2 separate regions of the Mus musculus genome follow, and region 2 is linked to region 1. Evidence: chromatin loops called from intact Hi-C (ENCODE). Cell type or tissue: left cerebral cortex. All regions are shown on one strand. Links, peaks and the distances in the headings refer to the core of each region. The heading gives the core; the rest is flanking DNA.

Region 1 (16,124 bases), core at 4,289-12,288:
CTTCCAAAGGGCAAATCCACATTAATAGTAGAACGAAGACCAAACAGTGATGTAAAGTAGAAAAGAGCAAACACCTTACAGGGCAGGAGGTTAGCAGACTTGTGGCTAGTGAGGGCCATCTGGGAAGGAGGAAGGCTTGGAGACAAGACTTAAACCCAGGGTGATCTCAGCAGGCAGCAGCCTTGGTGGTCCGAGTCCTTGCAGGAGGAGGATGCGGGTACCTTCAAGGGGAAGCAAGCAAGACACTTAAGCCAACACATGGGCTGTGAGGACCGAGGCTGTGCTGATATCAACGACCTGAGAGAAGCTTAGGAAGGTTGCTATGGTCTGAGTTTGGTTTGTTGCCTCTAAAGCTTGTGTTGCTACTTGATTCACTGTGTAGTGATATTGAGACGTGATGGGGTCTAAAAGTTGACGTCTTTCTTACCGGATTGGGTTAGTCATTGCCTCCTACCCCACCTCCGCAAGAGCTGATTATACAGTAGTACTATATGCCCGTAATCCTGGATGGTACCCAGAAGGCTAAGGTGGTAGGAGGAGTTCCAGGCCAGCCTAGGCTACAAAGTCAGTTCCAGGCTACTCTGAGACTTCATTATAAAACAAAAGGAAGCAAAGGTTGGGTTGTGGGGGTGCAGACCTTTAATCCCAGCACTTGGGAGGCAGAGGCAGGTGGATCTCTGAGCTCGAGGCCGCTCTGGTTTACAGTGTGAGTTCCAGGACAGCCAGAGTTACAGAGAGAAACCCTATCTTGAAAAGCCCCCCCCCCCAAAAAAAAAGGGCTGGCGAGAGATGGTTCAGCAGGTAAGAGCACCGACTGCTCTTCTGAAGGTCCTGAGTTCAAATCCCAGCAATCACATGGTGACTCACAACCACCCATAATGAGATCTGACACTGGGTCCACCTGAGCAAGCGGGGTTGACCAGAGCAAGTAGAGGTCCTAAAAATTCAATTCCAAACAACCACAAAACCATGTGTACAGCTACAGTGTACTCACACACATAAAATAAATAAATAATCTTTTTTTAAAAAAGAAAGAAAAGCCAAGAAAAAGGAAAGAAAGAAAGGAAGGAAGGAAGGAAGGAAGGAAGGAAGGCAGGCAGGCAGGCAGTCGATGGTTATGAAGTGAGGCAGCCCTTCCTGAAGGGCCCTCTTCTCACTTTCACAGAGCAATAGGAAGCCTAGACAGGAAGATCAGACGTGATTGTCCTGCCTAGGTTTTCTCAGCCTCCAGATCCATGCCATGGCAACAGAAGACAAAGATGAAGAAATGGGAGAGTGACCTTTTCTGATGCTACTACTGGAGAGCTGCATCTTGGGAGGCAAAGCTAGGACTGAGGAGGAGCCATGTGTGTGCTTGGACATCCTGTCCGGAACCCTAAAAGCCTCGTTCAGCCACGTCCCTTCCGTGAAGACGCGTCTTGAGAACTCCGCTGTCCCCCACAGTACACGAGCCCTTTAACTCCACACGTGACTCGTGTTTACAGAGGCACCGCTGGACAGCCTGTTTGTACCGAGATGCAATGGATGCGTGTCCCATGGAAAAAATGAAAAAGCCATCCCAGCAGGACGCCAGGGCGCAGTTGAGGAAATCCTGTGATGTGTCATCCGAGCTACGCTAGAAGGTCGCCAGAGCACTGGGCAGCCCAGCAGCGGCTCTGTTCTTGAAATGTCACCAGGAGGTGGAGCGCTCTGGGCACAGATCAAGTTTCTGGTGTCTCAGGGATGAACTGGAAAGCCAAAAGAGCTGAGTTCTCAGGCGATGTCGCTGCCTGAATGTGAGTTCCCACTGAGGCCTGGGCACCGAAGTTCTCCCACTGGCTTCTCCCACCACGGGGCTGGACCAGCTATGTCAGGAAAACATCGTTCCTGCCCCCGAGGTGACTGTGGCCATTTTCCTTTCTCTTTTATCCTCATCCAAAGCTCTGTTTCCTGTTCCACCCTTCAACCATGTGAGTTTCCAGTGAGGGTTAAGAGGGCTTGAGGCAGGGCACCCTTCCAGCACCCTCTCCATGACTGTGCCCTGATGTAGCCTTGGCATGTCAAACAACCAGCGCTTTGCTGTTGGGTAGTGGAAACAAAAAGCAAAATATTTTTGCACACACACACACAAAATTTACACATTCTTCCACAATTGTTTTCCCCAGAAATACAACACCTTTATTGTTAAATAGGCTAGAGATCACGTGGTACAAAATTCAGAAGACACCAAAACGTTTAGTGTAAATGGTAAAACATTCACCCTCCCTTCACTGACTGGTAGGGTTCCTCCTACCGAGGCAAGGGCCTCTCTGAGCTGTTTTTCTGTGTATCCTACGTACTTTAATAAGTTTATTTTAAGGTCCACTCCCCTTAACAAACATCACCCCTGTGACTACTACCCTCATCACTCCCTCCTCTCCTGTCACATGATTAGCTGCTATTGGCCTCAGAAGAGGGAGCCAAGGTCAAGGGCAGAGAAAGCATGACATCTGGGAGTCTTGTCTGTAGGGGATAGCCCGCCTCCATCTCCTCTTCCTTTCCCCTCTGCCCTTTTGCTTGGTGAGGTTAGAGTATGGCTGGGAACCTTGAGAAACCATTCTCTCTGGGCGCTGGAAAGTGATAGTACCCATTTCAGGAGGGATCACTGCTTAAACATGACAGCCATGCATAGATGAGGCTTCCTTCCTCTGGTTTCTCTGTCTCGGTTTCTAAAACCTCAATACATTAGGTTTCCAGAGCAGGTCTCCAAAGTCCTTCAACTTACACTTTTGCTTTCCCAAACAGCAGCAAATTCATAGGGTCTAGTATGGTCTGGTTTTATCTGTTCTAAGATTCATGCCTGAGGGGCCTCAGGGGTTCCTGAAGGCGCAAGCATCCTGAGAGAAATGGTCAATGCTCTCTCTCCCTATAAGGACAGTCTGGAGGTCCGGCTGCCTTTCTTGTCAGGGACAGCTGCTCCATGATTTTCAACTTTTTATTTGAGTCTGTAATCACTGTCAAGTAGGCCATGATCAGCATTTACCTTTGGATATGTTGACAGGTGCCTTTAGCTGCCAGGAAACTGGTCATCTCTGACAGGAGATGGAGTCCTTCCTGGGGGTGCTGGAGAAGGCTCTTGTCCCAGCCCTCAATGATAATCTCTAATTTGTTGTCTGCCTCTTTCTCCAAGGTTTCAGGCTTCCTTCATGTATAAATGCTCCCCCAAGTGTACCAGGATTGGCTGCTTCTCCTGTTAGAAGATTCTCTTCTTAAACCCGGTGTGAATAACTCCCTCTTAGTCTTTGTTTAAGTGAGTAAGTTTCTCAGTTATGTATAGAACTGCTGTTTCCAGTAGCCCAGGAAGGCGTTAAACCACTATGTAGCTGAGTATGACCTCGGGTTTTGGTTGTTTTTGTTGTTTGTTTGTTGAGTCAGAGTCTTACTTTCTATTCCTGGTGAGCCTAGAACTCACTATGTACAGAGGCCAGAATAATTTTGAGCTCACAGAGACTCATCTGCTCTTGTCTTTTGGATGCAAGGATTAAAAGGGTGTATCACTAGGTCAGGCAAGCTTGACTTTTGAATCGCCTACCTCTGTCTTCAAGTGCTGGGATTATGGGCACATGTCAGGCAGCACTATGCCTACTTTTATGCAGTGCTGAGCTGAGAAAGCCATAGCCCTCAAGCTTCCGAATGCTGTGACCCTTTAATACAGTTCCTCATGTGTGGTGTGACGCACCCCCCCAACCATAAAATTGCTTTTGTTGTTACTTCATAACTGTAATTTTGCTACTGTTATGCATTATAATGTAAATATCTGATATGCAGGATATCTGGTATGCAGCCTGCAACCCACAGGTTGAAAACCACTGTAATGGAGCCCTGGGCGTGTTAAGCAAGCTCTCTTGTGGCTGAGTCATATCCCCAAGACTTGCTTATCATCCCTCCTAGCTCCCTGCACTAGAAGACATCATCCAGAGGAGGGGGTGGTGGTGGTTTTTGTCTACTGACGCTGGTGTCTCCTAAATGCGTAGAGCAGTGCCTGACACACAGTAGATGCCTAATAAATAGTCAAGTGAATGCTCTAGCTTTGAGGGGTCCTGGCTGATGAACACTTCGTAACTGACACCTGACTGCTTCCTCCTTTCTCTTTTTGGGTCAGGGACTTGCCACCCACAGCCACCACAGGGGAAAGGCCTGCTTGGTTCTCCACGTCTTCTCACTTCTCATCACCTCTGAGTATAACCACTCTTTCTCTCTTTCCGCATTTCTTTCCCTTGCCAGCTTTAACACTTGATTCATTCCCCACCCCCACCCCCGACAATAGAAGAAACCAAGCTTATTTTAAAACTAGAGCCTGTGAGCCCAAAGGACATCTTTCACATATATAAGATACCTTCTATAGCTGACTCTTTTACCCTAGATGCAATAGGAAGCCCCGGCCACTAGTCACTTGCTTGGGCAGCTCATTTGTCTTCCTTTGTACACCCATCCTGCTGGAATACAGGAAGCTGCTCTCGTCCAATCATTCTGACCCACGCAATGGCAACCTTCTGTAGTTCAACCCGGTGATTTTAGTCTCAGTGGAGGCCCTCCAAAGCACAATGCTTGTAAGCCTTATTCTTTCCTTGTGCTCCATCAACACCACTTACCCGCCCCTCTCTGTTCTGGAACCCCTCATGTGCTTACATTAACAGCACAAATAATTCATAAGCATTAGCAAGTCAGCGGGGAGCCCCGCCAATCAATCACTGTCCAGATTTCCTGAGTCTTGATGCGAATGACTGATGGTCTGTGGTGCTTTTTCCAGTAAACTCTTCCCACTAATTCTCCTAAACAATGGCTGCTCTGCAGTATTGGGCTCTGGATATTCTAAACAAATGGTGTCTTCCTGGGGAGGCTGCTAACTCTGCTTGCTTCTCATACTGCTCGGGCACCTCTCCTCCATCAATCTGTTCTATTACTAGAGGTGAACTTTTAGCCTGCTGCATATCTTCTTCTGTCATGAAATCACCCCTCAGTTTGTCGTTTGGGGATTTTTTTGGATTTTGGGGGCCAGCACCACTAAGACAAAGAACAAACTAATTTATTTGAGCTTAATAGCAACTGTTCCTGGGGTCCCTGCATTGCTCCAGCAAACATCAGCAGGACTATTGAGGGGTCTGTGGACTGTGTGTCTTTAGTGAGTTGTTACTCTGCCCCCCCGCCCCAAATGACTGTCCAGGGACACCATCTATCTACATGAGTCCCTTTGGGCCTGGATCCATTCTCCACGGCTCAGTACAGTCTTGTTCGTAACTAGGCCCCATTTGCTGGCTAAATTCAACGGTGAAGATTACATGGCCATCCAGAAACCCCATTCACGTAAGATTGGGCGTGTCGACTCTTAAGATCACCTGTCGTTCAAGCTAATAACATCAGGCCAATCCAGCTGCACCAGATTAAAGGGCTGGACTTTAGTATTTTGGCCCCGAGAACAAAACAGTAACAGGAGACCAGAAGGGTAAAAGTAATCTGCGGTCTACAGAGCACATCAAAGGAGGGTAAGCAAGGCAGACTAAAAGGACAGTCTCCTCTACTCATCAGTCGCACGTGTGCGCGTGCGTGTATGTGTGCGCGTGCATGTGTGTGTGCGTGCGTGCGTGCGTGCGTGCGTGCGTGTGTGTGTGTGTGTGTGTGTGTGTAACAGACCATAAAACCTGACACCCAGCTAGGAGGTCAATGGGCTAGGCTTCAGATCCTCCCCAGTGTCACCAGCTGGGAGCCCACCCCTGTCACCAGCTGTGAACCCACTCCCAACTGCTTTCCATGAAACTTGAGTTTAAAAACTAACAAAACCCAAACCAACTGTCAAGACTGAAGAAAAAAAATTCATGCAAAACATTGGCCACATTTGAACTTAATCACAACGGATTAGATACATACAAGACGAAATTAATTTTATCTTAGGGGGGAATTTTCTTCATTGTGTTTTTAAAATTTTGCTTGTTTTCTTTTTAATGATTTATTTTGGTTTATTCGCATTGGTATTTTACCTGCATATATGTCAGGGTAAGACTGCTGGATGCCCTGGCACTGGAGTTACAGTTATGAGCTGCCATGTGGGTGCTGGGAATCGAACCCAAGTCCTCTGCAAGAACAGCCAGTGCTTTTAAGGGTTAAGCCATCTCTCCAGCCCCTCTTTGTTTTTTTCTTGAGACATGGTCTCTTTATAGAGTCCTGGAATTTGCTATGTAGATCAAGTTTGCCTAGAACTCACAGGGACCTGCCTGCCTCTGCTTTCAATGCTAGGATTAAAGATGTAGGCCACCATACCTAGGTCTTTATGTATTTATTATCACAAACGTAACATCAAGACATTAATCATTTTAAAAAACCAAAAACTAAAATGTCGAAGGTGGGCATGGTGATGCATGACTTTAACCTCAGCACCCAGGAGGCAGAGACAGGCAGATCCCTGAGTTCAAGTTCAGCTTGGTTTACAGAAGGAGTTCCCAGAGTTCCCAGAGAAGGAACTCTCCCAGGAGTTCCCATAGCCAGAGCTACACAGAGATACCTGATAGGTTGGCTATTTGTCTGCCAGTGAAATGGGCCAATTCAAGCCAGATTAGAATATATTAAAGGCAGGTTTAATGGGAAAGGCTCTGGGGGGGGGGTGAGTTCACTGGCCCCAAGGACCTAGGGAAGTCATGGAGTGGGGGGAGGTTAGGGGGAACAGAAAGACAGAAGGTGTGTGTGCAGAAAAGGAGGAAGAGAAGAGGGAGAGAAAGGGAGAGGGAGAGGAGGGACGGAGGGAGGGAAAGAAAGAAGGAGAGAGGAAGGGAGGAGGGAGGGAGGGAAGGAGGAAGAAAGAAGAGGCAGACCAACATGCCTGGATTATATAGTGAAGAGCCTCTCGGAGAAGGGCAGGCCAGCTGGTATGCTGGAATGTTTAGAATTGGGGGCAGGGTATGCCAGGTAGGACTGGGGGATGCTGGGAGAACCTGGACGCCAGGTATGTTTTGGTATGTAAAATATGTACCTTAGTCCCTTGTCCAGGGGTCGGAAACCAAACAAAACCCTGTCTCCAAAAAAAAAAAAAAAAAAAAAAAAAAAAAAAGTCACATATAAAACAACAACAAAACCACTTAGGAGTTAGAGGATAAATTTAAGGGAGAAAAACCAACTCAAACTCCCCAAACTTTATTATTATTGTTATATAGTCTTGGTTTTGGTTTTTAGAGACAGGGTTTCTCTGTGTAGCTCTGACTATTCTGGAACTCTATAGATCAGGCTGACCTCAGACTCACAGAGACCCACCAGCCTCTGCCTCCCAAATGCTGAGATTAAAGGCATGGACCACAGTGCCTGGCTTTAAAACTATTATCTGCATTCTTAGCAAGTGTGTCCGTGTCACCTTTCCACAGTCAATTGTTTTCAGCTTTTCCACTCATCGTTGTTTTCATGTTGCAGTATACTTTCATAATTTCATTTTTTATTGTGTGTATGTATGTATGTATGTATGTGTGTGTGCACACATGTGAAACATCAGAAGACAAGCTGCACAGTTCTCTTCCACTCTGACAGGTCTTGGGGATTGACTGAACTCAGGACAGAAAGCTTGGCTGCAAATTTCCTTACCCACAGACCCTGTAGTAGGGACCCAGCAAGATTTAATTGTAATAATTATTTCAACCAATGTATCAGAACACAATCAGTCATTACTCTACCTTTGAACATCCACTTGTTTCCAGTTGGGCATGTATAAGAGTGAGTTCCAGAAGAAGCCAGGGGTACACAGAGAAGCACTTGTCTCGAAAAGCGAACAAAAAAAAAATTTAATTCGTTAAAAAATAACTTTTAGAGCTTTTCAATGAAGTTCTCAGCTATTTTCCAGCTCAAATCTGAGAACACTGCTTTAAGCAGTGACAGCAAAGAAATGGTAACGATGTATTCCAGCAGGCTTTATTTAAACTGGACAGTTCTAACAATTCCCAGGTCCCTCACCTTAGCAGTCCAAAAAGTGTTAAAGGATGATGGATGAATGATTGAGATAGGCACTTAAGAAATGAGTCTGGGACAGGGCTTAGTTCACTGGAAGACATTCGTGCTTACTGTGTGCAAAGCCCTGGATTCAAGCCTCATCAAGGGGAAAAAACATTTAAGGTGGACTGAATAAATTCCCGTTCTTTCTTTTTTTTTTTTTTTTTCAATTCCCCACACTCCCCCGGATCCAAGCGTAGGCATTTGTATTATTTAGGGCACAGAGAGCGCAAGGCTTTGGTAGCAGATCACACAGCAGCTGGTAGAGGACACTGTGTTCAGTCAGCTGTCTCTGAATTTCAAGTCTTCCCACCATGCTTGGGGGAGGAGGGTGACCCAGTACTCCCTGCAGGGAAGTAGAAGACTGACGGCCAGGTGGGACTCAGTGGGCAGCTTCGCCAATCCCTCTGGGGGTTCTTCCTTCCGGACGCTGGGCTCCCATGGCTCCGAGCATGCCCAGTGCTCTCCCCGCCACTCCGAAAAGTGCTGCCCTGGCGCCCGAGCTCCAGGTTTTGCGTGCGATCCTAGGCGGGGCCAGGACAGTGCAACCCCTAGGACTCCGGGCTCTGTAGGAATTCCCCGGACGCGAGGTTCTGGCGGCGCCTGCAGCGGTGCACTACCTTGGGACAGAGACCGGGATCTAAGCCAGGAAGTCAGGCACGGCTGAGGGTCTCGTGGTGACATGGGAACAAAAGGTTCTCGGGATATCTAGCACCCAGGTCCGACCATAGAATCCTAACCATCTCTCCATCCTTTTGTTATCATATTCATTCAACAAAACGTTTTTAGTTCTTACTGGAAGCCAAGCGTCGTTTAGAGGCTGGGTCTCTTGAGAGGCGGAGTTACCGAGCTGACACAGAGGGGAGGTACTCCTTAAGGGGGAAATCTAAGTCGCGAGAGACAGCCGGCAACATACTCCAGCAGCCCCTCCGCTCGCCCTTCCGTTTCACGGGCACAAAGCTTGCGCTCGTTTTGTTTTGAGGTTTTTTTGTTTTTGTTTTTGTTTTGTTTTTGCACCGGCTTTATCGTCCCAAGAAAGCTTCCTTGTTTAGCTGCGTGACTGAATGGTATTTGTCACCTGATCTGGTTGTTCCACCAGCTCTCACCGGGCCACCCCCTATCTTTCTTGCCTGGCTCCTTTCCCCTGTTCTTAGAATTTATCACCTAATACCCTGCGTTGTTTACGGACCTGTTGTTTGTTGCGAGAAAGTCCCTTCTAAACTCCCAACAAGGGGCAGAGATTTTGTCTATATATTAAGTGTGAAGAACGTAAGTAACTGTTGAATGGATAAGTGATACATGCTTGGAGTGCGGTAATGGACTTGGAGAGGGAGCAAGAGGTCAGGGCTAATTTAGAAAGGTAGCCAGAAAGGTCTCTCCTACAAGAGGCACCTGAATGGTGAGAGGGCTCGAAACACCAGCAAAGCAGGGCAAAAGACGTCCTACCTCGAGGGAAAGGCAGTGTAAAGGTCTCCAGGCGGGTCAAGTTCAGAGGGTATGATGGGGAGGAAGGTGCAGTCGGAGCGCAGGAAGACAGGTGTGGGAGGAGGCGGAAGAGGCCGGCTGGAACGCCCGCCACTAGGGGCCCTATAGGCTTTGGGAAGGGCTAACCTGCCTGGTGTCCTAGGACCAGCAAAGGAGCCCTGCGACCCCCAACTCAGCCACGGAGCCGCTGGAGTCAGCGAGACCCCCAACTCAGCCACGAAGCCACCGCGCAAGGCTCGCTGTCATTTCAGATTCGTTGAGCGCCAAGCCCTTGCCATTCTTAGGCATGCAATCCGGGAAAGCCAGGCACACAGTAGGTGTTCAATAAATGCTAAAAGCACGAATGGCTGCGTGCGTGAGCCAGGGGACCTGGAGGTCTGCGGGAGTTTGGCAGGTGGTCTGCGGAGGCCAGTGGCAGCGTCCCACGAGTTTGCCCCGGGCCCGCCCCTGTCCCGGGTCCCCCGCCCCGCGCGCGGGCCCGTCGCGGCCACAGCCGGGCCGGCGGGAGCCGCCCGCGGGCTGCACTGGGCATGCTCAGACGGCGGCCAGGTCGCGGCGCGAGCGAGCTTCAGTGCCGCCCGCCCGCGCGACCTACCTGGGCGCCCCGCGCCCCCGGATGCTGCAGGTATGGGAGACTGGGTCCTCTGCGGGGAGGGTCGGAGCGCGGGCTGCTGCGATCGCGGACACGCGGGGCTTACCCAACCCCCACCCGGTCCGGGGCTCGGCGGACACGCGGGAGGACTAGCGGTTGAGCTGGTAGCCCCAGGTCTCCGCGCCACGTCGGGCATCCGGGGGGCGCAGGCCCGGATCACCTGGCGGGGCTGGGGCGGGGCGCGGGCGTGGGCGGCAAAAGGCTGGGCGTTCTGGACGCAGCGGCGCGGGCGTGGGCGTGCGCTCCAGTCTGGCCGAGCCCTGGGCTTGGCGCCGAGGTATCCGCAGCCCGGCAGAGGGGGCGCACCGCTGCGGGGATCCAGCTCTCCGCGGTCCCCGAAGCTCAGCCACCCGGGGCGAATTCCCCTTCAGATTGCAAAGATGGCATTTCCTGGGCCTGGCACGAACTCCAGTGCCAAACCAATCCGCCCCGTTCCGCGGGCGACCGGGGTGGCTTCTCTGGTAACTTGCGGTGTGACACTGCTGCGTTGTGCAGGGAGAGAGCGCGCCCGGAAACCCCCGCCCCCGGTTGCTGCCTCCTAAACTTATTACGAACTTGAGGGTTGCCTTTAAAAAATTCATGAGAAGTTAAGATAACTTGACACCTGGGTGTTCCGTGAAGGTACAGGGAACTTGTGGTTGGGAAACTCTAGACCTAGGTTCAAGTTGGGCTCTTCCCCTTGGCCAGCTGGTGACCTTGGACGAGTCGTTTAACCTCTCTGATCCTCCATTTCCTCCACTGCACGCAGGCAGCAATAATGCCCACCTCGCCTGGTTGGTGGTGGATTAAGTAGGATAAATGGTGTGGAGGTGTTTGGCTCCGTGCCCGGCATAAAGCAAGCGAGCAGTTGGCGTGATGTGATTTTAATTCAGTTAGAGACCCTCATGGCTCCCATTTTGTCAGGAAGGTAGAATTAGGCAGTCATTTTCTGGGTCTGTGTTTGTGCCCAGGAGAACGTCTGCTGAGGCTTTGAAAAAAGCAACTCCACAGAGCGGTGGTGAGCTGCTCTTGTTTAATGGCAGTCTTTGTGAGTTCCGAAACTCCAGAAGTTGACACTCGGGCCTCACAGAAAGAACTATTTTTGCAAGATGATCCATCTTGCAAATGTCGAAGCGGATGAATTGGAAATCCTGGTTGGGAAAAAGATGCATATTCTGCAAAGCTCTCATGCTTAACCTTATGTTTTTGGATTGGGGAGCGGGGGTCTCTTAGCTTCTCACAGCGGGTTTGATCGTTCTTTGTGGTGGCTGCTCCTTGTGCATTACAGAGTGCCCAAAAGCCTCTGCTCAGTAGGTTCCAGTAGCAGCCTGCTTCCGACCGTGCCTACCAGGAATGCCTCTATATAGTGTCTGGGTTGAAGTGCCTCACCACCTCCACCCCTCCCCCACCCCACCCCCCGTGTCGTCCCTCTTTCCCCTTTTAGTAGAATTAACTGAGTGAGATAGCCTCCGCCTTCTGTGTAACCTAGGCTAAATGAGGATTTCATCTGGACTTTTGTTTTCTTTTTTTTCAATGATAATATCGAACCTTTGCAGTCACCTTGCAGAGCTGTGCTAGGTATGTGGACTATCTCATTTCAGTTTTACAGGTCTCCCTCTGAGACTGGTGTCACGATCCCATTTTATAGAGGAAGACATTGAGGCTCTGAGCAGGCAACTGTACCGTCCTGGGTATGACTGGGATGGAGGAAACCATGCTTCTGGTTCTGGGGGCAGAGCTTTTTCTTCTGGATAAGACTGCCATGTGTGTCTTACACAGATGTCTTTCCCGATGATTAAATCAAGATCTAGATTGTATTGGAAAACGGAAGCCTTCCTGAGATTGACTAGTTGAAAATTAACAATGGTAAGCTATTTTCTGACTGAGAGTAGGCCATTCTAGTTAAATATTCTAGTATATGAGCGCTCCCATAAATCCCAGCACACAGTTAATGGAATACCAGTCTGCCGAGAATTAGAATAGAATAAAACATGCCTATTACTCTATATTGATCTGTGTTGTCCCTGGTGATTTGTCTCATCCACAGACTAGTGTATGCAAATTAGACCTGAGTGGCAGACTGGAGGTTACTGAGGGCATTTAGAAGAGCTGAGGCATGTCTATGAGCAGATGTTTCTGTTTGCAGATGCAGGGCTGTGGGTAGGCAAACATGGTGAATAAGCCAAGGGACCCCCCCCCCCAACCTGGAATCCAGGGTATCTTTCATCCAGCTCAGGTCAGATCTGTAATGGGCCTTAGTGTGACTCTGGACTCCCAGCTAACCAAGATCTCAGCTTGAAGCCCTCACTTTACCTGATCTCACAGCAAAGGTGTGGTAGTTTTTAATATGTTTGTTGAGGTCTCGACTCCCTGCCAGTAAGACAAGGTCAGAGACAGATCTTATCCCAGAAAGAAATCGAGGTTGTAGGTTGGCCGTTGGTCTCAGTCCTGGGATGGGAATTGCTCTCAGTTTTTGTTGGCTGTGACCTGGAAGTTTAATTACAGTGTTGTGCCCTCCCCTCCAACACACACCACACATATGTGAGCTGGCAAAGGCAGTGAGAACAGAAGTAAGAGGACTCATTGTGGCCGTCTAAGCTACATACAGGTCTGTGGGTGCAAGAGGCACTGTTTTCTAAGATGGGTCTAACTTGCTGGAGGAGCCCAAAGACGTGGCATACACTCTTCCCTTTCAGTTCCCAGGGACTGGCATGTTGGGAAGGGATCGGTGATTTGTGGTCCCCCCTCTCGACCATAATTACAGGGCTCACTCTCCTACATCAGTCAATTCCTGGAAAGCAAAGCCTGCCCCTTTTTCTCTCCTCAGGCTCTGCCAGGGCTGGAGTGCTGGTGGTACCCTAGCCTGGCTCAGCTAGTGGGTGTGTGGGCCAATCCTCTGGGACCTTTCCCTCATTTTGCAGATGAGAGAGGACTGGGTCATATCCACATCGCTCTTGTCCGGGCCCAGTGACCTCAGGCTCTGATCTCACAGAGGTCTCCTAACTCTTTGGCAGAGGAGACTCCATGAATCTCTTTGTAGTGCCCCCCCCCAGCCTCCCCCTCCCCCCCGGCTGAAATCCAGAAGTCTCAAATTTATTTCTAGAGTTTCTGCACCCGAAACCATCTCTACCTCCAAGTTACCTGGCTATCTATCCCAAGGCCCTCCTAAGTGCAGATCCAATAGCAAATGCAGACTTCTGTGAAGTCTCTAATATGTGTCGGGCCTAGAGACTAGAAGATGCTGCAGAGCTAGAAGACGAGCTGGACTGTGAACGTGTGCACAGTGGGGTTGCGAAGACCATGTGCACATGCGTATGTGCATCTATCTATCCACCCATCTATCTCCTGAGTGATGTGAAGGAGGATCAAGTTGGATGCAAGTGATGACAGCCATAGTGTGTTTCTTTTCTCATTGCTGTGACCAAATACCTGGCAGACAGCTTAAGGAGGGCGGGTTTATTTTGGCTCCCATGGTATAGTTTACTGTGACAGGAAAGTCTTCGCTGCAAGGGCTTCAATTACTTGGTCAGGTTGGATACACAGTCAGGAAGCAGGGAGAGGCGACTGCTCACTTTCTCCCTCTTATGTAGTCTGGGACCTGGGATCAGGGGATGGTACCACTCACATTGTGAATGTTCTTCTCACCTTTATTTAACCTGTCTAGAAAATGCCTGGCAGTCAGGCTTGCCTCCTGTGTGATTTTAGGTCCTGTCAGGTTGAAGGTCCTTATTAAGCAGCAAGGATGGCTGTCAGGAAAAACACACAGGGAAGGGTACGGCTTAGCACTTGCATTATGCCTCCAAGGTGGTTGGCATGCAGAGTAATGGGGGTTACTTTCTAGTTGCTGAGTCAGGCAGGCCTCACTCTGTGTAGAGCTAACCGTTAGATTTTCTTTCTTTCCTCTGCATTGGAATAACTTGTGTCAGAGGTGCTTCTCGGGTGTCTCTTATTTCGAGTTAGTATGGCCTTTGCTGGTCACCGGACGCTGCCTGAGTCCTCACAGCCACAGTCTGGCCACTTTGCCTCCCCAGGAAGGCTGCTTGGAAGGCAGGTGAGAGCTGAGCTTGTCTGCCCTGCATGTCTCCTTCAGTGGGTGTCCTCCCACCGATGGAGACAACAGAAGTGCCTGCTGGGCAGCTACCAAATGGAAGATCACAGGAGACCTGGTGGCTTTTTCTCCCTGGTGCTGTGGGGCTCAGCTGACAACATTTTTCCTGAAATAAGGCTGGGCCCTGTCCGTCCGTCTGGTGAAAACGAAGGTTGGCAGGTGTTCTCTCTCTTTAAGAGAAAGCCCGGAAGGTGTTTGGGTAACGAGAGAGTGGAGTTTCTGAGGCAGTTTGATGGTTTATGTGCAAAGTTAGAATACAGGCTGTGGAACTGGGATAGTTCTGGAAACCGCAAGCCCCTGATAAACTGTCAGTTTGCACATGCTTGAACAAACATGACTGCAGCCATGGACTTTCAGTGCTGAGTCTCTGCTACGGCACCCCTCTCTGACTCTAAGGTGTAGCAACTCCTCCTACCGAGTCCATTTCACAGACGCATTGAACAAACGAGGCTGAGAGATGGGAGTGACTTCCCAAAAGGCCCTGCAGCGTGCTGAGGACTGGAACATGCATCTGTCCCTAAACTGATTCTTTGCCTGTAAAGTGAAGACTATCATAGAACTTATGTCCCTTAAACAGGCTTTCTTAAGGGAGCTAATGATCTGGGACATGAAAGTCCCCTCCCTTGGGTATGGGAGTCCCGGAGTCACTGCCGAGTAGCTTCCCCATGGAGGGAGGCCTTCTCCCAAGTCAAGGCTGTGAGTGCTCTTCCTCAGGACTGAAGAAAAGCAGGATTCAGACTGGAGGGCCTTGCTGGCTGGGTGTTGTGTTTATGAGTGGAGACAGGCGTGGGTGTGGGGTGGAGTCCTGGCCTCTGTACCCACCTCCCTTGGATGAGTCAGCTTTGAGGGCCGGGCCTGAGAGGCAACAGCTCCCTGGCAGCCGTCCCTGCCCACTCGGCACATGGTTTGACCCCTTCAGACCCACCACATCCCCTCCCTGCCTCTGGTTGGCAAATGCATGCATGTGGTTTGTAGATCATTATGGTGTCAGGGGGCAGGAGAAACACACAGATGGTGCTTCTCCAAGAGGCAGCTGTCACCACCACCACCACAGTGGCCTCCACATGTCCTGTCACCCGTCCAGTCTATCGCTTCTAGGGTAAGGACAGATCCAAGCTCAGCTCTTCCCTTGGCCCCGATCCACCTACTCTGGCCTTGAGCTTCCAGCCCTGCCTCATGGTCCTGCAGCCTGGGGCTGACTGGGTTTGCAAATGGCTTCCTTCCACGCAGGCCAGCTTAGTGTGGCTTGGGATGTTCAGGCTATCACAACCTTGCCGTGGTAGCCCTGTTCACAGTGGCAACTTTATGGTAATTAGCCTGGTTTGTATTAGTACCTGTCTCCGTGTCTGCCCTGGGAGCCCTGCTACAAAGACAGAGTAGATCTCAGCCCCTCTTTTTGCCATCCTTCCCTCCCTCCCTTTCTTTAAGCTTTGTTTTTTAAATTTCTTCTGACCTAGTCAGACCTAAAGAAAAGTTTCGAGAACACCATGAGGAACACCCCCAGCCCTCATGACCATTTTATCCTATTTATCATAACCCAGTGTGTAGTGTTTTTCCTTGGACATCACTATAGTACACAATTTATTTTACTTTTTAGTTAGAGTGCAAAGACAACAGGTTTTTTTTTTTTTTTTAAAGATTTATTTATTATTATATGTAAGTACACTGTAGCTGTCTTCAGACACACCAGAAGAGGGCGTCAGATCTTGTTACGGATGGTTGTGAGCCACCATGTGGTTGCTGGGATTTGAACTCTGAACCTTCGGAAGAGCAGTTGGGTGCTCTTACCCACTGAGCCATCTCACCAGCCCCCGACAACAGGTTTATAACCTTTCCATACACTAGCACCTTGCTCAAGTTGATTAACCCTCTTCCACCTCTCCCGGGCCTCTTCTCCTCTTCTGCTGGTGTCTTCCTTCT
Region 2 (16,124 bases), core at 3,090-11,089, 72 kb after region 1:
CCCTGACATGTGCTTTAGGGATCTGCCACATTAAGCCTTGCTGCCAGCTTCCCTAACTTTAATTTGACAGCCTTAATCAGTGGTCATGTGGCTTCTGATATAACTGACCTCGGGGGAATAGGTCTCCTGGTGATGCTATAGTGAACTTTGATCAGAGTGAAGGCCGCAGTCGATACTGTAAACTAGAACCGGAATTTCACTGTATTTATTTGTTCTGTTGTTTTCATCAGCTGGTCTTGGGGCATAAGGAAATACATGGAATGTTTAAGACATCAGAGCATGGTGTAAAATTAGAAAATGCCAGAACTGTTACTGCTAACCAGACTTCAGACAGTTTACTAAGGCGATCTATACCTCGGGATGTCAGCTCTCTCTTTTTTTTTTTTTAAAGATTTATTTATTTATTATATGTAAGTACACTGTAGCTGTCTTCAGACACTCCAGAAGAGGGAGTCAGATCTTGTTACAGATGGTTGTGAGCCACCATGTGGTTGCTGGGATTTGAACTCTGGACCTTCGGAAGAGCAGTCGGGTGCTCTTACCCACTGAGCCACCTCACCAGCCCAGCTCTCTTAACTATAAATAAAATTCAGAAATATCCTTCAGTCAGAGGATAGGACCTGAGGCTGTTCTAAGCACATCCTCTGCTTCTCTGTCAAAGAGTTCCCAGTGACTTATGGTTACCACATCTGGTGGCCGGGTTGACAGAGATCATCTGCACAGAAGACTGCTTTTGTTCATGCCAGCGGGAGGCAAGTGAGGTGGATCCGTTGACGTTATTGACCCTGTGTTGGTCTGTGATGCCTGTGTTATTCTGACACTCCTTCTAACCTGGTAGCTTTGGGACAGTCTAGAAGCAGTTCAGCTATTTAAAGTAGTAGAAACACAGAAGCACTTTCACCAAAAGACTTAAAGAAAAACAAGAACAAGAAGGGAAGTTCTGGACCAATGGGGTGGTTCAGCGGATAAAGGCACTTGCTGCCAAGCCTGACGGACTGAGTTCGATCCCCTGCCCCACATGGTGGAAAGGCAAAACTGACTCCTGCCAGTTGTTCACTGAGCTCCACAAGGACTCAGTGGCATGTCCACACACACACACGTACACAGACCAATCCAAATTAAATAAATCTAATCTTTAAAATTTTTGAAAGGACACTCTGCAAGCTGGCTCCACTGGTCATAGCCCAGCAGGTGTGACCGGGGCTGCTGTCATTGTGGTGCTAAGTAAGCGCCTTCCCAGGGGAAGGCTACGTTTTGTGGATGTTGCACTTGCTTTCTTGTTGGACAGGTCAGTGTGGACAGTGACCCTGCATCTGTTTTTCAGGTCTGTAAATAACCAATATTGCAAAAAGGTGATTGGAGGGATGGTGTGGAACCCAGTCATGAGGAGGTCCTTATCAGTGGAACGGCTGGAAACCAAGAGCCTGCCTTCCCGGTCCCCTCCCATCACCCCCAACTGGTATGTACTCCTTTATGCCACACACCGGCAGATACCTTCTGTCTTTGAAAAACAGAGTTGCCTTTAAATTCTTCAGCAGAGATGGCGTAGAGTCAGACTTCCCGTGTGTGTTTCACGCATTGCAGGAGTCAGTCTTCTGATGATGCTAAGGTGGCCTTAAAGTTATAATAAGCTCACCTAAGTGGTTTTATCTGTTCATGAAATACATGGTGATATTCCAGTGCATATATAGTATTCAGATCAAGTTAACTGCCACATCCGTCAGACAAATAGCATTTCTTTGTGTTGAGAACTTGGAAATCCCTCCTGGTAGCTGGACATGGTGGTAGATACTTGCGTGCTTAGCATTCAGGAGCCTGAGACAAGAGAATAAAGACTTTAGGCTAGCCTGGGCTACACAGACCTATACTCTCATAAATAAATAAGCATATCCTTTCTACTGGCCATTTTAGATTATTTAATTGATTATTGTGCATCAGACTTACCCTGCCATGCTAGAATATTTGACATTATCCCACCTAACTATATTCTTGAACTTCTTCTTTGAAAAATTAATAAATCCGGACAGGCCTAAGGGCATAGCTCCGTGATAAAGTACACACAGAGCATGTGCAGACCCTGGTTTCGTTCCATAACCCTGCAAAATAAATAAATGATAACATTTGGCCTGAGGCCTCCTGAAATGCCTGCCTTAGAATCGTAGCATAGGATAGCGCCTTTAAGCTCTAAGAAGTCCCATGGTAAAGACTTTAAAAGGATTAAGGATAGAAAGATGTGAGACCCCCGGGGTTCTAAGTTTGCCACAAATGGAATAATGTATGAAGGCTTCTTCATAAGCTTATTTCAGAAAAGGATCAAACGAAATTTTCTGTTCGTTATTTTAATGGTCCACAAAGGCCTCAGCCGTTTTTTTGTGAGTGTCCGAGTGTCTGCAAGAGAAGTGAAGCGGGAAAAGATTGTACCCTGGCTCCATAGGATTAGTGTTGTAGCTTGCAAGACAGGTGGACATTGCCTAGCTAGGATCTATGGGATTAAGAGATATGAGGAGAGAGACTTGCTAGGAAAGGACCTCCCACAGGGGACCACATGTCCTGGGCAACAGTGGTGATGACGATGATGACATGTGCTGTAAAGAACCAGCTTAGTTTATGTGGAAACTTGTCAAGGAGGCAGAGAGAGCCCCGGGTGAGCTCCAGGAACTAGCAAGATTGGATGTGACTATAACACTGGCTTGGCTCTCTTGCTACTAATTATATAGATCCTCTTCCAGGAGTCAAAAGAGCCATCTTGCTGGGCAGTGGTGGCACAAACCTTTAATCCCAGCACTTGGGAGGCAGAGGCAGGTGGATTTCTGAGTTCAAGGCCAGCCTGGTCTACAAAGTGAGATCTAGGACAGCCAGGGCTATACAGAGAAACCCTGTCTCGGAAAAAAAAAAAGAAAAAAACAAAACAAAACAACAACAAAACCCCAAGAGCCATCTTGCTTACACAATGGACACATAGTATTGATTGTGCAGGAACAGGGGGGAATTCCAAGTCCCTGGGAGTCCCAAAGAGAAATAGCTAACTAAGGGAAGCCAGGAGTGCAGTAGAAGAGAGCTTGAGATCAGGTGATAGAGAGCCTGATACCCAGGGGCAGTCCCAAGTGTTCTATGAACACTGTCCCATCTGGCTCATTCTCAGGGGCTGTAGGTACAGCTGAGGTCCAGAGAGGGTGATGGGACTTATCTGAGGTCCCCTGGCTACTTTGTAGCATGCTGGTCCCCATCACATTACAGATGTTTAAAAAGGAGAACATTAAAAAAAAAAAAACCCAAGCATCTCCGGTCCGTAGATGTCGATGGAAAGTACTTGCTGTGTGAACAGGAGGACCTGAGTTCAGATGCTATCATACACCTTAGAAGGCAAGGCATGGATGTAGATGCCTGTAATTCCAGAGCTGGGAGGCAGAGACAGGAGGGTCAAAGGAGACAGACAGACAGACAGACAGCCTAGCTGGGTTAATGAGCTCCAGGTTCAGTGAGATACCCTATCTCCAAAGATAAGCTAGACATTTGATACCAACCTCTGACCCTATACCTCCACATGAATGGTCAAGGAACACACATACACACGTACACCACACGTGCACACATCCACATGTACACATACACCACACACATACACACATACATACACCACACATGCACAAAATGTTTAAAGTCAGTTACTTCTTCTTGGATCAAGTGAAATTCAGTGAGAAGTTAATACTGTCTTCTTTCTAAACCTCTCAGTGTGCATTGTTGAATTGGTGAGAAAAGTTATGTTTTAAGTTTTCTAGAAGACTAACTCACCCTTAGTCAGTTTCACGGACCAATGGCATAAGCCAGTTTAGATCTTCCCACCTCTAAGTGGAGACCATGGTTCTGGGAGCCACACCCCTTACCCAGACCTGCCTGAGACTTGTGTCATCCTGGCTGGATTCTGCTGGATTAAGAATGATCTCACTGGCTCTGACTTATATTTGTGTTGGTTATTTTTGAGACAGGTTCTCATTAATTCTCCCAGCTGGCCCTTAACACTTAATCCTCCTTAGTGCTGGGGCTATGGGTGTGTACTGCCACACCCAGCTCTGGATCTGACTTTCTAAGCACCAGGCAGGGCATCCATGGAGAGGCCAGGTCACAAGGTCACACAGCTGCCATTGGGTCAGACCTCTTGTACCGCTCCTCTCCCCTTTGCAGGCGAAGTCCTCGGCTCCGGCATGAAATCCGCAAGCCCCGCCATTCCTCCGCGGACAACCTGGCCAATGAGATGACCTACATCACAGAAACCGAGGATGTGTTCTATACCTACAAGGGACCCCTGTCCCCCAAAGACAGCGACTCTGAAGTCTCCCAGAACCACAGCCCACACCGGGAGTAAGACCTTGTATCTTTCTATCTTTGTATCTGTTGAGTTTGCTCAGTCCAAAGTGCCAGTTGAGAGGAGGCGGTATCTGGTACCTGTAGCGAGCTCCCAAAGGTGCTCTCCTGAGATGGGAACATAAATTCTAATGCCCGTCTGTACAGGTGACAAACTGTGTGCCTGAGCTCAGAGAAGAGCAGCTACCACGCTCCCAGAACCTGCAGGTCTTGTACTGCCCTGCCTGCCCAGGGCATATGCAGAGCTTGTCTGAGATATTTCTATATAGCCAAGTACAGAGCCAAGGATGTGCTTGCCCTGATTCCTCTACACGTAAGCTCGACCACCCTGTGACCTCAGTCACCAGGACCATACTAACATGTAGGAGCCTGCCAGAACAACAGTATGCCCTTGGGGTTTGTTTTAATTCGGTAAAGAGAAATACAAAACAATGCAAGGCTACCAAAATGGCTCAGGAAACTAAGGCACTCATTGCCAAATCTGTTGACCTGACATGGTGGAAGGAAAGAACTAACTTCTACCAGTTAGTTGTCCTCAGACCTCCATGTGTGCACTACACACACACACACACACACACACACATACACCAATTAAAAATGTAAAAGAAGGCTTTTATTGGCAAATGTTTGCTAAGGACAGTTTTTTCAAAAGCCTCCTGTGGCCACTCTCTTGTTTGGGACCAGTGAGACAATGTCCTTCTTCCTACTATGGCTTGCAGTATGGGGCCATCAGACATCTGGTCTTTCACTGTTCCGTTTAATATTCACTTGCTGCAGGCTTTCATGGAGCCTGGGCTCGCCTCCAACTTGCTGCTGAAGATGATCATAAACTCTTGCTCCTCCCATCCCGTCCTCTCCTCTCGAATGCTGGGGTACCGCCACAGCCAGTTTACCTTCGCTCTTCCTAAAGAGACGCTCCCCCCTCGTAGATGAAGGCCAGCAAAGAGCATGTCTGTCCTGAAAGACGGGTCTGAGTCTTGAGTTTTTCAGGAACAGCCGTGCATCTGCTCCCTTTTGCCTTGAGTATCAGCTCAGAGCTGCTCTCTGTTAGACTCCATTGTTCTTGCTTCACCAGACCCAGGCGTCAGGTCTGTCGCTTCTCTTCCCGCCTCACCTTTACAGTTCTGTCAGAGATGAGTGCTTGGGGATAAGCTATCTCCAATCACATTTCGGAACAGGTAAACCATAGATCACACACCATATCTTTAAATTAAATCATGATAGGAACGGGTAAGGCATTAGGAGGCCAGTCTTAGCCATTGGATATTCAAACTGTTAAGCCCCAAATAATGGCCCAAACCAAGAAAGGTAACGCCTCCCTGTTGGAGGAGGATTAGCAAGCAGGCACTTTGGCCAATCTGTACACGTTTGCCAACAAAGCTTCCAGGCTTCATAGACATTAAGCACATCATGCATGTGTGTTAGACTTTCCCAGGTGAATTGCAGGTCTCTCCACTTCCATACAGAGGTCCTGCCCACAGCAAACAATAGTCTTCAGCTGATCTGCGTTTTTAAAACCTCTGCTTAAATGGTCCGTCCCTGCAGTCATTATTTCCTTGTGACAGAAACTCCAGGATTCTTTAGTTGAAGTGATCACTCTGTCCCTGCAGCTTGCAACCTGCTGTACTGTTGGGAAGGTCGCAGTAGGTGGGTGTGGGATTCATTGCATAAGCCTGTGGCCTTGCTGGCTATGAACAGATCTAGACATGCAAAGCAGGAGTATAGAAGACGTCGATTAGAACCAGTCAGTCCTCCCTGGCCTCCAGACTCTGTTTCTTTGGCACAAGGAGAAAAGAGCGTTCAGGGAACGTCATCCAAGGGCTTAAGGAAGCCCACATACACGTTCCCTGCTTACGGCACTGAAGAGCATCTAGATTTTTTTCACTGGCCTATACAGCAGCCACCCACCACAGGCAAGCTGCTTAGCTTTAAGCCAACTGAAGTAAGATGGATGTTCAGCATCTAGGAAGGGACCACAAAGTGGAATTTGGTAAGGCTTCATTTTTAGCTTCCTCCAGACCTGGGTCAGTACTGTGTCATCTGCCTCCCCTGTCACACTGAGCCTCTGCGGCTTGGGAGAACTGTCAGGGTTGGGAAAGGCGGGGGCCTACACAGATTTTCCCACTGTTTGACAGCCACAAGGGATGTGAGTATGTCTAGGCTTTCAGGGGCAGATCTGCAAGCCACAACTCTGATGGGGCTACTTATATTTAAACTCTTGAGAATGAAGTACAATTTAATGTCTGTGTGTCTGAGCTCTGTTGACTTTAGTGATTTTTTTTTTCCTGCTCTGTTCATACTGCATGCTGATTCTCTGAATGTCTCCATGAGACCTTCTCTGTAAGGTGACTCCCAGAGCATTTTCTCTTTTGCAGCCCAGGATTCAGAGAAACAGATGGTGGGGACTCTTGACAGCTCCGAGAGCCTGTTTTGTTGGTGGGCTTCGCACGTGGTATATGGTTGGAAAACCAGAGCCTAGATCCCCTCCACGGCATCAAGGACCCCTCCTCACTGGAGGGAAATCGCTCTCTTCTGGACTTTCTGAAGCCTCAACATCTGGAGCGTGTGAGGTGGGGTGGAGGAGGGCTTTATTCCCCAAGCAAGAGATACCGGCTAGTCTGAACTTAACTGAGAAGAAACTCAGCCGGTACCATTGTATTTACAAAATGTTTAAGGAGCGTTTGACATGTTTTCTGCAGAAAAATTGGTGCTAAGAGTCTAAAAGAAGTATTCTGTCAAAGAAATCAGACGAGGAGGACTCTTTTTGGAGAAGAATTAAATGTAATTCAAAAAAGAGAAGGGGGGGAGCTTAGCCCCACCCCCACCCCACCTACCCCACCCCCAGTGCACAGGGAAGGAACATCGTCCCGGCAGATGAGTCACTTGCTGGTTTGTTCCATATTTATAGCGGTGCCACGGAGTTTATGATTATAGTTTTGAAGCCTTGGCAGTGTGCTTTGTGCCCAGGCAGGCTGGCGCTTTTGTTATTCCCAGCGCTGCTCTGAACTTCTCCTTGCTTCCAGGGGAAGTTGCAATGCTGGCAGAGAAGCAGCTTTTTTCTTCATGGTAAAAACAAAATCCCCAAATTCCTCATCCCCCTCGCCCAGATACAAGGGAGGGAAGAGGTGTGTGCTGAGGGAGAGCTTACCCTCGGCGCGGATGCTGAAGGAGACAAGGCTCACAGCGGCTCAGATTTGTATTCCAGAGTTTCTTTTTCATAGATGTTTTGGTGGGTCACCAGCATGGGACCGCAGAGTCTTCTCTTGCTGTCATAGTAACTCACTGGCTGTTTGCCTCCTGGCTGAAGGCCTGCCCTCTTATACAGGACACAAGATAGCTCTTGCATTCATTTTTAAATGTATACTTTGGAGGGGGACTTGGGGCATTATCTCTCCATCTACAACCAAAGAGAAGGAGTTTCTATGGCCCATCTTCTGGGACCGTGGGGTCTGTGAACCCTACCAATGACAGGCATCCCAGTCGTGAGGCAGGCTGTGGTGCTGTTAGGCACTCGGATTGTTGGTACAGCTGACCCTCTCCGCCCACATGTTCTGCAGCCACAGACTTGTCAATCAACTGCATGTCCAGTGTCATGAGATCTTTCCTGGTCATGGGTCAGAGCTAAACGTGTACAGATTTTTTTTTTCTTCTCATCAGGCCAGGACACAAGTGTTTGTGCAGTATTGACACTGAATTGAGTACTGTAAGTAACCGAAAGATGACTTTTGAAAACACAGGAGGGTGCACATAAATAAAATGAAGCCATTAGAGCGTTTTGTATAAGAGATTTAAGCATCTGTGGCGAATGCTGTCCTGGAACCGCACCTCAGGGGATACTGAAGGAAAGTGTTTGTATTTTTCTCAGACTATGCGATACATCTCCATGCTGGCCTGGTTTGCCGGCTCCCGCCTCAGGCTCTTAGCACACACACCACATTGCTGTCCAGTCCTTCTGCCAGCCCTGCCTATTTTCCTTTAAGCAGTCTGGCTCTTCTTGCCAGTTTCTACCTTCCCCTTCTCTTCCACTATTCTTAGGCACCCTTACCAGAATACAGCAGCAAATATGGGAGGGGGTCTGTCTCTTCAGGGAGCCAGCCAGGGACAGGGTTTCCTTGTGGGTGGTGGTGACTGCCATTATCCCTGAGCCGGACTAGGTGGGTAAACACCCACAAGATCCTGGAACCTCCCCACCTCATCTCTGCTCTTCATCTTTGTGTCATGGCTCCCGTGTGTCTTGGGAGGGACCACTGTCTCAGAGCCACCCAGTTTGCACCTGCTGGGAACCTCAGTCTTCCTTGGTCCTGTTTCCTGCTGCCATTCTCTTTCATGTGGTTGGACCTCGCAGACATCTTTGGAATGAGAGAAAGCATCCCACGTTCGTGCGTCTTTGATGGGGGAGTGCTGTTCTTCCTCATCTCTCTAACGTTGCAGCTCTTCAGAAAATACTGTTCTCTGGTGGCATTTGTCACTGGTGCCTGTTATATAGGTAGTCCTCGGATGCCTGACAGTCTGCCTCTGCGCCTTCATCCCCAGAGCCTGGGGTGTGCCTGTCCCACTCTGACTGCTCTTTTCTGGAGGATGGGGACAGGTCTCATCGTGTTGCCTGTCTCCTGCTCAGAAATGGCTTCTTGCTTCCTTCACGCCTTTCTCAGTAGCCTATGAATCCTCCCTACAGCTTCAATCCCCTGCAGTTCCGCAGGGAGCCCTGACCATCCTGGCCTCTTCTCTCCCGGCATCCTAGTGTTCCGCCCACCTTCTCATTGTCCCATTTCCTCCTTGGGTCTCTGTCCGTCCACCCTTTATACCAAGCAGAATGTCATTGTTTTCTGCAGGGATGAACTTTAGTGTGTAGTTGATAGGTCCAAAAACTAGCCACTTGTTCCTTAGCCCACCCTGACGCTAACTCTCCTCCAACCCTACTTAGAAGACAGGTTGGGATGCGGGGTGTCTTAAACTATGTCAGTGTGTGTAGTGACTGCTGTTTGCTATTTGAAGATAGAATCAAAATGTTTTAGGATTTATTATATTTTTTTTGCGTATGAGTGTTTTGTCTGCATGTATGTATGTGCACCACATGTGTGCCTGATGCTCACAGAGTTCATAAAGAGAACATTGAATCCCCTGAAACTGAAACTGTAGATGGTTATAAACCACCAGGTGGGTGCTGGGAACCCAATGCAAGTCCTCTGCAAGAACAACAAGTGCTCTTATCCCCTGGGCCATCTCTCCAGCACCATGTTCCCTGTTTGAGCTAGATCAGGAGACTTTTGTTATTTTTAATTTTGTTTTACTTGTTTTTTTTGTTTTTTTTTTTTTTTTTTTGAGCAGGGTCTATATATACCCTTGCCTATCTTGGAATTCACTATGTAGACCCATCTGGCTTTAGACCAGAGTTTTGTATTAGGAAGAAAAAAGCACTTTGAAACCCTGTGAAATAAAAACTCATGAACTAAAATTTTAAAACGTAAGTAAGCAGGGTATTTATTGATACAATTTTATTGAAAGGACCTTTTTTTTTTTTTTTTTTTTTAATATCACAGGCTTGAGAGATGACAACCAGTAATCCTTCAGGCCCAATTCTTCTCTTACACATATCTGTTTCCACACTGGTCTCCCAGTGAATATTTTGTTCAAATAAATTAAGACTGTGAATCATTGTGTGCGAATAGGTACAGATTTTATATTTAGAGTAGTCTAATTTAGGCGGGGGTGGGGTAGGGTGGGGGGTAATAGCTCAGTTCTTGCTTACCATGTGAGAGGTCCTGGGTTCTTAACACTGAAGGAGAAACAAAAAAACCCAGCCCCTGTCCCCCCCGATTTTAAATTGCTCGTGAACAGAAGCATCATTTAAAGAACAGTCGCAGGCAAGGGCCTGGGATAGAGTGTTAGTGAAGGCAAAAGCAGAAGTGGGAATGTGTGCAGTGTGTGGAGAAGCCGTCCACGTGGGAGTTTGCAGGCTGCTGTGCTAGTTACAACAATTATCAATGTATAGCTCCTGCCGGTCATTATTCCACAAATGATGCTCTGTTTCCTGGCATGTTCAAATTAGTGGGTCCCAGGCAGAGTTCCAGCTAGGAAGCCAAGGCAGAAAAATCTCTTGAGCCAGAAGTTCAAAACCAGCCTAGGCAACAGCTCTCGTATTAAACCAGAGTGGATCTACACATTTCGCCATCAACCTTCAAAGCAACTAGGGTAGGGGTTGTTTTCAGGGCCCATTGGTCCCCCCTGCCCTTCTGCCCTAAGTCAGATTTGACTTTGTTTAGCCTCGATGATAGCATGGGTAGCCCAAGGACTTTTGCAGAAATGCTCAGGTTCCAGGACCCCGTGGTGATCTCAAGATGCCAGCCCCTAACAACCAATGATCTTTTCTCTGATAATATTGATTGACTTATAAAACATCTCTTTCCTCACCATGAAGGAGTTTGTCCGAAAACAACCCAGCCCAAAGCTGCCTGACCCAGAAGTCATCCAGTTCTGTGTCTCCATCTTCGAATGCTCCAGGCTCCTGCTCTCCAGATGGAGTTGACCAGCGGTTCTTAGAAGACTACCACAAGGTGACCAAAGGGGGGTTCGTCGAGGACGCCAGCCAGTACTACTGTGATAAGGTGAGGGACTTCCGGGTCCTGTGCACTTTCGCTCGTGACTTGGTGACTCGTTCTCACAGAGAGAAAAATACCTTGTCACCAGCCACTGCAGAAGGAAGTGGTGTAAACAACCCTCTCACGTGTCTTCTAGAGTGACGATGGAGATGGCTACCTAGTCCTGATCCGGATCACACCAGATGAAGAGGGAAGATTTGGCTTTAACCTTAAGGTACACTGCGAGCGTCTGTAGCATTCTTAGGTGGTACCAAGCGAAACAGTCTTCAGGTGGATTCTGAATTTCAGTCAGAAATCTACTACCTTACCTACGCTGCGTTTAAAAAAAAAAGCAGAAAAGCTCACTTAGAGCTACAGAGAGCTCAGCTGGTAAGGTTCTAGCCATGCAAGCATGAGGACTTGGTTTCAGTCCCTGGATCTACCTAACAGAGATTGTGGGGTGGGAGGGGGGAGACAGAAGCAGGTGCAGCCCTGGCCAGCTCTTACCTCAAGAAACAAGTTAGATAGCAGCAGAGGAGTGAAAGCCCGAGGTTGACCTCTGGCCTCCACTGATAGCCACACATTCACATGTGTGAACGCAAACCCAAGCACACGTGTGCACACACTATTGAAAAGCTACTCAGGGCTGGGGATGGCTCAGTGGCTTCCAGAGGTCCTGAGTTCAATTCCCAGCAACCACATGGTGACTCTACCATCTGTACTGGGATCTGATGCCCTCTTCTGGCACACAGGTGTACATGCAGATAGAGCACTCATACATAATAAATACACTTTAAAAAAAAAAAGGAAAAAACAGCTGGGCAGTGGTGGCACATGCCTTTACTCCTAGTACTTGGGAGGCAGAGATAGACAGATTTCTGAGTTCAAGGCCAGCCTGGTCTACAGAGTGAGTTAAGTGAGTTCCAGGACAGCCAGGAGGACAGCCAGGGCTATGCAGAGAAACCCTGTCTCAAAAATAAATAAATAAATAAATAAATAAATAAATAAATAAATAAATAAATAAAGGGAAACTACTCAGGGATAAGAACTGGCTTTTTATGTAGTAGTTCAATTGCCTCGTATTATGTAGTTGTTATGTGCCCAACATTTGCAAGACTAGATCCCTGTCATTGTAGTGAGTTCTCAGAATAAGCAGAGCCAGTTTATTCTAAGTCAGCCTAGACTGTGTATGAAGTTCACGGCCAGCCAGAGCTATGGAGACCTTATCTCAAAATGAAGGAAATAAATAAAGCATACAACAGCCGTTAAACACATCTTACAAAGGAATCCCGGGGCTCAGAAAGTTGAGTGTCTGGTTGGTGATCAAATGCAGCTACAGCCCACCCAGGAGGGATTATTTCCAGGCCCATACAGCCCTGCTCAGCTGATATGTGAAGGCAGCTAGCTCAAGTCTCTGGGTCTAATGAGTCCCTCTAGGCAGTGGCTGCAAACTGCTGTCACCACCCAGTTCCCATCTGTTTGTGTATATAGCATTATTGAAACGGGTGCTGTGCCCATTGGATTACAGCTTCAGGGATTGGGTGGTGGGGTTAAGTGACTGCCTCAGGACCCTCTTCCCCACACTGCTTAAATACCTATCGAGGAAGCATCTAACTTCCGTCTCTCTCATGCCCATTCCCTCGCCCACCTCTGTACTCCTTCTGTACCCCCACTCCTGCGCAGTGAGCAGACTGCCCCTGCTGGCTACCTGCCCTCTAGAGCTCTGCTCACACGGGGAGCATCCCAGTGCACATGGCCCTTCCTGAGGTCTTGTGCCTCCTCTTTTGAAGAAGTAAGCACACATTCTTTTCCAGGAAATGTTTTTTTCCAAGGGCATCTTCAGTTCAGGTGATGGGAATGTCAGGATATGCTTCTGGGTAAAGAGGAGTCAGCAGTGTGCCCTAGAATTCCAAAAGGGGTCCCCAACCCCCGTGATTGATCCTCCCGTAAAACCTTCCTGAATTCTTAAGGCTCATATTTATTATGTCTACATACCTTTGTTAGCAAAACTACTCAAGTGTTCTGTTTTATTTTTGATTTTGCTTACTTTGAAAAATGTTTACAGGGAGGAGTGGATCAAAAGATGCCGCTCGTGGTCTCGAGGATAAACCCAGAGTCACCTGTAAGTAAATATACACTATGTGACTTCCTGTGTTTGCTTTCCCCTACGTCAAACAAGTTTCTTTCTGTACGCCCCATTCTTGGATTTTGTTGAGATTTAGTTTGTCTTTGACTGATTGGTTGGATGGTTATATGATCAGCTACTTGCTTGGTTTGATCGGTAGCAGCATGGATTTGTATTTGTTACGGCAGACAGACTGAGACAAAGAGTGGGATGTCCGTTAACTGCAACCATGCTGTGCAGCGTGGTCCATCCCTGCAGCTGCAGCACCATGTCACCTGTGGCCTTGTTATATGTGGGGCCGCTGGCCCCAGCTCAGGGACAGGCCCAGGTCCTACTTACTTACCTTGGATCTGTCTGTAACAAGATCCTTGGATGTTTGGTGTGTACATTTAACTTTGGGAAGTACTAGTCAAGGCAGGGAAACTGAGGCAGAGATTGCTTTCCACTTGTTTCCAGTAGAGATCCTTTGCCTCTTTCTGGTTTTTTCTTTTCTTTTTTTTTTATTTCGGGGCAGGATGTGGTTTGTCAAGACAGGGTTTCTCTGTCGCCCCAAGCTTTCCTGGAACTCACTTTATAGATCAAGCTATCCTCAAACTCACAGAGACCTTCCTGGCTCTTCCTCCTGAGTGATAAAGTCAGGTTCCACCACTGCTTGGCTTTTCTGTTTGCTTGCTGTGTACATATTTAAGATGCAGCATGTTGCACTGCCAAGCCTACATGGAGCAGACGGGTGAGCGTACCCACCGTCTCCCCTGGTTTCTGTGTGATGGTTTGCTTTCAGTAAAACATAAATGTGAACACTGTGCCTTCACTCCTCAGTCAAGCTTACCCCTGGGGCCTGGGAAGATGGCTCAGTGGACAACATTCACACTGCCCAAGCATGGACTGAAGTTTGGATCCCAAGGACCCACGTTAAAGTCGGGGGCCAGGGGTGGTGGCCACCTGTAATACTGTTGTGTGGGAGTCAGGGGATCCCTAGCGCAGATGGATAGCTAGACTAGTGAATTGACAAGCTCCAGGATGAGCAAGAGACCCTGCTTTGGTAATGGAGTGGAAGACAATCAAGGAAGACACATGTCCATGTCCGTGTATGTGTGAACACACACACACTTACCCTCACATACAGTTTTTTGTTTTTTTTTTAAAGTTATTTCCCAGTAGCCTTTTGTTTGTGGTTTCTAGGGATTAGGGAGGCTTGCTTTCCTACAACATTGCTGTACCTGGCTAAGCATTTTCAAACAGTATATCCAACAAACAGAAGGTTGGAGGCATCAAGAGTCATCTTAATTAGCAAGGTGGGCTCCCATGGAAAAATGGCTTCAGTAAACTTGGCTTGCCTGTTCTGAAGTGTCTCACAGCTTACCTTCAGAGCCACTTTAAAATCCCACCACCAGCTGCTAGGTCCACCTAGCAGCAGCCATACAAATGATGACAGCAATGCCCAGGGGAGAGTAGGTACATTTGATCGCAGTCTCAGGTGTCTGGGATCAGAGGGAGGCGGCCTTCTTCTTCCCCTTGAGGCTGGTGCTATGGTAACAGAGAAAGTCGCTTCCCTCCTTAGGCAGATACCTGCATGCCTAAGCTGAATGAGGGGGATCAGATCGTGTTGATCAATGGCCGGGACATCTCAGAGCACACTCATGACCAGGTGGTGATGTTCATCAAAGCAAGCCGGGAGTCCCACTCGAGAGAACTGGCCCTGGTGATCAGGAGAAAAGGTAACAGGCTCCCGGGGGCGGGGCCACAGGGATATCACCTGAGCAGCAGCAGCGGCTTGTCTACCCAGTTGCTTTGGGGTTTTTTTTTTTTGTTTTTTTTTGTTTTTTTGGTTTTCTGGGACAGCTCCCTCCCATACTGTAGCCCAGGCTGTACTTTCTCTTGCAGCAATTCTTCCGCTTCAGCTTCTTGGATGCTTCAGTTAAAAGCTTGAAATTCCATACTGGGCTGCTTGCTGTGTTTTCTACATAGTAGACAGCGCTTGAAAATGAAGAGTTGTTTTTGGTTTTTGTTTGTTTGTTTGTTTTTTAACAATTAGGGTATCTTTCTTGTCACTGCCAGAAACAAAAAATAATCTGTCTGCAGGGGCCTTGACTGCTCCTGGCTGGGTCTTTTGGAGAGAGGCAGCCCCAGTACCTCTTTACATAGGCCTAGAGCCCCAGAATTCAACCAGCCCCAGCCCAGATAGCTCCCATTCCACTGTTAGCTTGCCTGGTCCTATCTTACTTTGCGTGTTTGGCTTGGTCAGGAGGCAGCTAGGATCAGAGGGCAGGGACTTGACCCCACCTCCTACACCACTGAGAGGCGCCTCCCAAGTTAACCAGCATTGCTCTGACATAACATGAGTGTAGGTAGTCTTATGCAGATTCAATGGCATCCTCAGGGCATTGGGGAATGAGGGGATGTACTGTAGATAAGTAAAGAAAGGATTGTTAAATATTGTTCCTATTGCGGTTATTGTTTTAATATACTGAGCCGAACACCCTTCACTAGAGATGGCAAGAGAATGAAGGAAAGATGGACACACAGGACAGCTGGATATGTGAACTATGTTCATTCTGGTAGCTGGCACCACCAATTCAGTAGCCTAGTAGTTCAGTGTGTTTACTGTGTGCAGCGCAGAGGGTGGAGTTAGCTAGCTTCCATAGGCAGTGTCTGTAAGCGAGCAGTCTCGTAAAGTAAACGTCCAAGAGGAAGAAGCTTTGGTTACTAGTTTTGCAAACACTGGCCAGTTGTTCATAAATACTCGTACTTGGACCACAGAGAGGCCTTGCTATTCTGGTTTTTCATGGGTCTAAGGAGTTGCCTTGATCTGGCTGTGCCCGAGGTACCAATAACACCACTCAGGACTTCATCTCCTCTCTATAAATTTACTCCAGGCTTTCTCTAGTCATTACCTTAATCTATCCATTTTATTTTTGTATGTATTTGTGCACGATTACTGTGTGTGCATGCACTGAGAGGTCAAAGGTCCTTGAAATCAAACATGAGTTGTCAGGTTTGGTGGCAAGCATGCCTACCCAAGGAGCCATATTGCTGGCCCTTATATAGCTTTAAATACT

The links. Hi-C counts contacts between places; a loop is a spot of excess contacts. Peaks named below come from ENCODE experiments on the same cell type or tissue, not always from the same donor. Only the 100,000 strongest peaks of a DNase experiment are listed, where the experiment ranks them.
Region 2: a loop joins it to region 1, with 8 times the contacts of the local background. A loop is called at or near these places in 2 of 42 quality-filtered maps.

The regions. Positions count from the first base shown.
Region 1 is chr4:57,294,247-57,310,370 of GRCm38, reverse strand. It overlaps Ptpn3 (protein tyrosine phosphatase, non-receptor type 3), which reads left to right and starts at 10,002. Exons shown (of 26, transcript NM_001384115.1): 1 at 10,002-10,090. Gm12536 (a long non-coding RNA gene) reads right to left here and starts at 10,632. Exons shown (of 3, transcript XR_003955208.1): 1 at 10,061-10,632; 2 at 7,668-8,600; 3 at 1,455-3,208. In left cerebral cortex, for the core only: CTCF peaks have their summits at 9,576 and 10,442; DNase peaks (open chromatin) are centred at 10,353, 10,575, 10,981, 11,079 and 5 more places; H3K4me3 peaks cover 3,500 bases; H3K27ac peaks cover 3,235 bases.
Region 2 is chr4:57,220,557-57,236,680 of GRCm38, reverse strand. Ptpn3 (protein tyrosine phosphatase, non-receptor type 3) reads left to right here. Exons shown (of 26, transcript NM_001384115.1): 13 at 1,325-1,459; 14 at 4,183-4,359; 15 at 10,781-10,967; 16 at 11,098-11,175; 17 at 13,006-13,062; 18 at 14,627-14,783. Among named protein-coding and RNA genes, the nearest start is that of Gm12530, 57 kb to the right of the region's middle. In left cerebral cortex, for the core only: no CTCF peak of the experiment used is centred there; DNase peaks (open chromatin) are centred at 6,946, 7,337, 8,734, 10,301 and 2 more places; H3K4me3 peaks cover 461 bases; H3K27ac peaks cover 4,071 bases.